2 separate regions of the Homo sapiens genome follow, and region 2 is linked to region 1. A link is a contact called in ENCODE Hi-C or POLR2A ChIA-PET data. All regions are on one chromosome and are shown on one strand. Each heading gives the region's core, a stretch centred on a gene start or an enhancer-like site at or near the end of the contact. The rest is flanking DNA. Distances are from core to core; before and after follow the strand shown.

The links. Hi-C counts contacts between places; a loop is a spot of excess contacts on that map. ChIA-PET counts read pairs that join two places held with the same protein, here RNA polymerase II (POLR2A). Pooled maps may share reads with other maps.
Region 2: a map of mammary epithelial cell shows a loop between it and region 1 (2.4-fold over the local background). The contact joins two enhancer-like sites. A Hi-C loop is called at or near these places in 1 of 168 maps with a recorded cell type or tissue (mammary epithelial cell) and 2 of 50 pooled maps. POLR2A ChIA-PET finds 5 or more read pairs at or near these places in 1 of 52 experiments (BJ).

Annotation. Positions count from the first base shown.
Region 1 is chr16:80,025,579-80,028,800 of GRCh38, forward strand. No RefSeq gene overlaps it. Among named protein-coding and RNA genes, the nearest start is that of LINC01228, 200 kb to the left of the region's middle. RefSeq lists enhancers at 1,208-2,407, 1,917-1,976. Within about 2 kb of position 1,578, at least 6 of the 41 ENCODE cell types and tissues checked have a DNase peak (open chromatin) inside an H3K27ac peak, as active enhancers do; they include mammary epithelial cell, where a contact is called at or near this core.
Region 2 is chr16:80,103,872-80,107,526 of GRCh38, forward strand. All of the region lies in intron 2 of LOC105371357 (a long non-coding RNA gene), which reads left to right. The region is part of intron 2 of LOC105371358 (a long non-coding RNA gene); the gene reads right to left. Among named protein-coding and RNA genes, the nearest start is that of LINC01228, 280 kb to the left of the region's middle. Within about 2 kb of position 1,445, at least 2 of the 41 ENCODE cell types and tissues checked have a DNase peak (open chromatin) inside an H3K27ac peak, as active enhancers do; they include mammary epithelial cell, where a contact is called at or near this core.

The DNA of each region.
Region 1 (3,222 bases), core at 328-2,827:
GGGTTGAGAATGCAAATGGATTTGTTCTTCGGTTATGACACGTACATTCCATGGCCCGGAAAAACCCAGAAAATTGACATTTATTGAAAGGGTGGGGAGAGGATGGAAGGGAGTGTGTACCAATTCTATTGCCATCTGATTTATCTACTGTGAGGTCGAAAGGCCTGTAACTACCACAAGTAAAAGCTGTTGCCTGGCTAGATCAGCAATAAGGAAATTAATCAGAGTTCTCTACACAGAAATATCTAATCCATAGGGATTAATATAGCACATAATCCACACCCATCTAATTTTTCTTCTAAAGTACACTGGACTAAAGTTATGAATTAGCTAACCTTTGTATGCTGGTCACCCTTTGCACATAAGAAGAATTTGGTATATGAATATAAAACACTGGCCACAGAGTCTCCTTCAACTTTAATCTGACAGTTTCCTATATATTATATTATACTATATTGCTAGTATTCATTGTTTCAAATCATATGTTATATATTATATATCACTTTTATACTATATATTCATATATATTCTAAATAAGTGTATATGATATTTATTATTTATAATACTTTTGTATATACATTTATGTCATAAAGACATGTTAAGTACAGAAAGTTTTGAAAATTTAATCAAGATGGAAAATGTTCACTGAACTTCCATAACTACTGGTAATATTTTTATGTTTCATTCTAGTCTTTTACAGTTGGATTTTTTTCCAGAGTAGAGAGACCTTTTGTTGTTGTTAATGTAGCTTTGACCCTAAGGCTTTAAAAATTTTGTTTTCTGCTTTACCATTTAACCCAGCATTTTAGCACTAGGATCTTCTATAGTACTGAGGACTTCAAAAGATTTTCCAATAGCTGAATGCCCAGTACATTTACCACTTATAGACGAAACCAAATTGTATAGTTGGATTTGAAAAGTGCTTTCTGTATTCCCTTATTATAAGTAATAATTTAGAAAACGTTTCTCTCTTCATAACTATCTTTTTTATTTCAGATTGCGTCTTTAGCTTAAACCTAGAAGGTCCAATGTCACAAGACTTTTAAGCCCAACTTCACGACAGAAAGCTTCCATTGATTTTTGCCACACTCATCATCAGTGGGTATACATCTCTCTCTACCTTCACAATCCTGGAATATGCATATGTTGAAGGAGGAATACTGTTAATTTCATCAGTGTAAAATTTTTATCCTTGTTTGTTAAATAAATGTATTTCTTCTACTGAATTGCTTTTTAAATTGACTTCACTTTTTTTACATAGCTCTTAAAAAGGAGAGTTATTGCTTTTTCATATCTCCAAAGTTTGGGTGCTAATTAATCTGCACCTCTAAAAGTTAAAGTAAGTTACCCACAGGTTTTTTCTAGTCCTGAAAAGCAATTTATCTGCCTGTTTCAAATTATAACCACATCAATGATGATGATGATGATATTGTCCTTGGGCATATATGTGAAAGAAGCAACTCGTGAGAAGTGGGGCCAACTTGTTTTGGAGATTCCAGGACTTGTCTTTGGGCAAGTCTCCTTCCTGACAACCCCCTCCCCAGTCTGTGGGGACAGATTCAGGCTTGTGTGGCACTTGAATACTCTCGATCTGCCCTTATGTAATAAGTGTTACTCATGTCCCAGTATGAGTCACCCAATCCCTCGCCCGGGGCATCTCCGCCAGGCTGTAGAGTTTCCCACCTGCCCTGATCCCTGTCTGAATAGAGATAGCATGACTCAGCGCCGGGGAAAGGGTGGTTCTCTCTGTCTAGCTGATGTCCTCAGCTCCAGGAAGCTCTGGGCTTGCGGCATGACAGCAGAGAGAAGGGCCACGCTGCTCACGTCAGCAGTGCCCCACTGAGGGGGCCCGATGCAGGAAGAGGCAGCCCAGAGGCCAGCCGGTCCCCACCACCCAGCTACCGGGTTTGGAGAGGAAACACAGAGCAGTGTCTATTTAGATCTTCAGCGAGGTTTCCTTTCTTTCTCCACGGTCTCACGGGCAGTCAGAAGGATATGAATAATAATAACAACTGCTACTATTTTTTGAACACTGAATGCTTGCATTTGGCAAGCATCGTGCAAGGTATTTTACACATGTTAACACATTTAATCATCACAACAAGACAATGAAGGAGCTCCTATCATTTTGCCCATATGAAAGATGCGAAAACTAAGGCCCTGAGGGAATAAGTCCAGTCCACATAGCTGGGTAAGACACAGATCTGGAATTGAAACTCGGTCTCCAGAGCTTTCTCTCTTAACCACTAGACCAGTCTTTTCAAACTGTAAAGTGTACATGAATCACCCCGGGATCCTGTTAAAATGCAGATTCTGATTCAGCAGGTCTGGGATGAGACCTGGGAGTCTGCATTTCTAGCAATCTCCCAGGTGAGGAAGATGCTACTGATCCACGCCCCACCTGTTGAGGAACATGGCTCTATATTATACTGCTTTCACACTATGCTTTGGACTAGTCTTTAGTGGGAAAATACTGTATTCACTTAACTCTTTCTTTATCCATTCATTGTCTATTTATACTTTCAGACAACAACCACGGAATCCCCACCATGAGTCAAGCATGGAGAACATAGAGATGGACATGGCTCCCTCATAAACATGGAAAAAATCAGTTCAACAAGGAGACAAGACCCTCTATCACACACATATATAATTATAATTATACAGCAAGATAAGGCTGAAAACAGAGGGTTGTTCTGTGCATGGTGCATAAAGAAGAGGTGATCTTGCCAGTGAGTCAGAGAAAGTGCTCCAAAGCGTGGAGGGAGGAAGCCCAGGCATGATGTACCTCAAAGGTCTGGTCTCCTAAGAATAGTGAGATGTTCTCCTATTTGTAGCCCAGGATTCATGGTGGGTAGAAGGGGAGAAGAGGCTCTCAGGATAGACAAGAGACAGTCTCCTCGCTAGAGACCCCTCCCTTCCCATGCCCCCATCCCGTGGCTATTTTTCTCCTTTTGTTTGTCTTATTCCTTCCACAAAGACTATTCTTACCCAAACACCAAACACCGCCCATAAGCTGGATCACTTCAAGATCCAGTCCAAATGTCCTTCCTCCACATTTTCTCAGACCCCTCCCTTCCCATGCCCCCATCCCATGGCTATTTTTCTCCTTTTGCTTGTGTTATTCCTTCCACAAAGACTATTCTTACCCAAACCCCAAACACTGCCCATAAGCTGGATCACTTCATGATCCAGTCCAAATGTCCTTTCTCCACATTTTCT
Region 2 (3,655 bases), core at 195-2,694, 78 kb after region 1:
CAGAGGAGGTTGCTCTTTATGCGCTTTTTGCACTTTTGCTATCTCCATCTTCACTCCACTTCTAATCCTTGGTTGGTTTGTCTGCCCATCTCAGCTCACGACTTATCTGCGTCCTCCCGCCCACGTGTTCTTTGACTATTCCTCCAAATTGGCCTTGGCATAGTCTCCCCTAATCTGTGCCATGGCCGACTTCTTTTTCCATGCCCTTCCATTCATAGCTTCTCCCTTATTCATGCTCCTGGGCTCCTTTCTTTTCTTTATTGCAACATTTCCAAGGTGTTTCCAGGAGCCCTTCTAACTCTGAGATTCAGGAAATCTGGATTTATATACCCACTCTGCATTTATTTATATGTGATCTAGGAAAAATAACTTCTTCTGGCTAGATCTGATCTACCACAAAAGTCCCCAAAATGGACTAAATCAGAAGTCAGCAACCATTTTTTGAAGCAGCCTGATAGTAAATGTTTTAGACTCTGCCGGGGTGGACTCCCATCTGAAGGTTCTGGGGAAGAGCATGTTTCCAGGCACATTTAGGTTGTTGGCAGTATTTAGTTCCTTGTGATATAGAATGGAGGTCTCCATTTCTTGGCTACCATCAGCGGAAGCCGCTCTCAGCTCCAAGAGGCTGTGCTCCAATCCCTCCATTGTCAAAGTCAGCAGCAGTGCATCAAATCCTTCTTGTGAGTCAAATCTTTCTAACTTCCTCTCCTGCCACCAACTGGAGAAAATTGCTAATCTTCCTATCTTCAAGTCAAAGAATTGGTAATGTTAATTACATCCGCAAAATCCCTTTTGTCATGTTAATGTAACAAAATCATGGGAGTAATAGCCAGCATATTTATATTCCTGGAGATTAGAGCAGGAAATCTTGAAGACTTGGGGAAAATATTTTTTTACAATTCTGCCTGCCACACTTAGAGTGGGCTTTGTGCATTGGCCCTTGACTTCAATCTGTTCCCTTAGACCTACAGTTATTGGCGTGGCTCTGACAACACCTTCCTCTTATTTCTGTGGCTGACATCTGTTGATTCACTACATCCCCACTAACCCTGGTGAAAAGATACCTGCCTCCACCTCCCACCTCATTCCCAGCATTCCCTTCAGGCCTCATTTACATAGAACTGGAAAGTGACGTGGGAACTTATTTCTACGTTCACCCTACTCTCCAAGCACCAAATTTTAATCCTAGTGTTTTTGTTTGTTCGTTTGTTTTCTCCCCACACCACCTCCCTGTTTTCAGGATAAGGGAGAATATCTCCCCTTCCATAGCTCTCCCAGGTCCACTCTGAATCTTAGGGGAAATCTATGCCTTCCGGGATTTCTCTACATTACTATGCCCCCTTTCTTTAAGGCTGGCTGATCCTCAAAGTCATCCCAGTTTACTCTTGGCTTCAAAAAATGCTCAGAATAATGAATCACAACAAAAATGAGTTCTCCTTGAGATGAGTCAGCTGAGACAAGAGTGGAAACTCATGAACAGAAAACCAGTCTAACTTGCTTTGCCATTCGTGGTAACTTGGTTTCCGGACATCATTGCTCCTGGAAAGAGAAATGGTGTTTGACAGGAGCCAAGGAGAATCCTTGCTGTCATGACTGAACAGAAAGATGTTTTCACAGAGGCTAAGAAACGGGGGCGGGGTGCAGGTTTGTATTATCTGGGGGTAAAACACTAGGTTCTACTGCACATCAAGCCAGAAGACAAAGCCAGGAAGATGAGAAAACCAAATTAAAATCAGTCAGAAAAGAGAATCTTCAAGGCTGAACATTACCTCCAAGAAAAATGTCCCCAAGTCAGTATCTAAGAAGGTGAATTGAAAGAGGCTTCTATGATCAAATATGAGGGAGGGGGAAATGGGTGGGAAAGAATTAAGCAAGTTTTCTGACTGCAGAATATTTCACTCTTTAAATATTTAATGGGCATCCAGAATGTCCAAAGATGGGATACAGCAGGGTCAGTGAACTTTTTCTGTAAAGGGCCAGATGGTAAATATTTTAGGCTTTGCAGGCCAAATGGTCTTTGTCGCAAGTACTCAACCCTGCCATTGCAGCAGAAAAGCAGCCACAAACAATATATAAATGAAGAGGTGTAGCTGTGTTCCAAGAAGATTTTGTTTACAAAAACAAGCAGGGGGGTAGGATTTGCCAGAATTTGACAGCCTGCAAGGATAGGATATACAACATTAACCACATTTATTGGATCACAGAATCCCTCCATTCATTCATTCATTTGTTATTTTTATGGGACAAAATTAGGAGTTCCACCAGCAAGGCATGACTCTGGTTCACTATTGTTTCATGAAGGCAAACTCGGAGAATATAAGGGAAATAATGGATATATGGGAATATAAGGGAAAATAAGGGAACTCGGAACACAGAAGACTCTCAAACAAAATTTGTTGAATAGAACACATGGAATTAAGTAGTACAACAAAAAAGTCTTTCCAGGAGAATGAAATACACTGATGAGAGTTGATATATTTGAAACAATGATTCAGAACAAGAAGCAACTATGTTTTAGAATAAAATAAAAAGGAGACTAGAAGAGAACTCAGGATGAGGAGAAAGAAGAGGAGGCAAAAAATAAGGAAAGAAATATTATCAAAAGAAGAGGGGGAGGAAAAGGAAGAAGAGAAGGAATAAAGATGAGTTTCCACCCACAAGAAAATGGCTTTCTCTGCCCCTGGCTGTGTATGAGAGCATCGGCATCAGTGTCCTGAAAGGGAAAACCTTTAATGAGGTGCTAAAAAACCCTCCTTGGCATTAATTAACAAGATCACTAGGCTGTCATAATTGCAGAAAGATAAATCATCAAGAGATATTTCTTAACAGAAATGCAGGTCATTACAAAATACTGTTTAAAGTCACATTTACATATAAAAGGATCAAATGGATGTTGTTCCACTTGGCACCCACATCCCCTCCACTCTCCACTGTGCTCCATGCACAGGAATCAGCACACAGCTCCAGGTAAGCCAGGGGCTTTGAAATCTTTACAGAGCATCCTCCCAGAGGGGCTTGATGGATGCAGAGATGTGAGAACTGAAGGAAACCTTTGCAGGCAAAATTTCAGGACTGAAACACAGTGTCTCCGCCTGATTAACTGCCATTTACGTTACTAAATGCCTGAATCCCTCACTTCACTGGGGTCTCCATGAGACCATTGGCCTTGTCTTTTTTTTTGTTTTTTCTGCATTGTGTTCTTAATGTTCAGCCTGTACTAGGACACTCAGTAGATGCATGTTAAAAGCAGTCATCAATTCTTCAGGACTCAGCTAAAAAGCTGCCTCCTTTCAGAAAGTTTCCCACATGTCCCAGTCTGGATGAAGGATCTATATCCTGAGACACTGTGGCATCCTGTGCTCTCTTGTGTGGTGGGACTTAGAGAAGTAAATTGACATGTTTACTGCAGCAATATTTACAATGGCAAAGATATGAAAGCAAGCTAAGTGCCCATCAATGGATGAATGAATAAAGAAAATGGTGCATATACACAATGGCATATTAGCCATAAAAAAGAATGAAATCTTGTCATTTTGCAGCAACATGGATAGAACTGGAGGTCATTATGTTAAGTGAAATAAGCCAGGCAAGGAAGGACAAATATCACATGTTCTCACGCTTATGTGGGAGCTAAAAAAAAAAAAAATCTCATAGA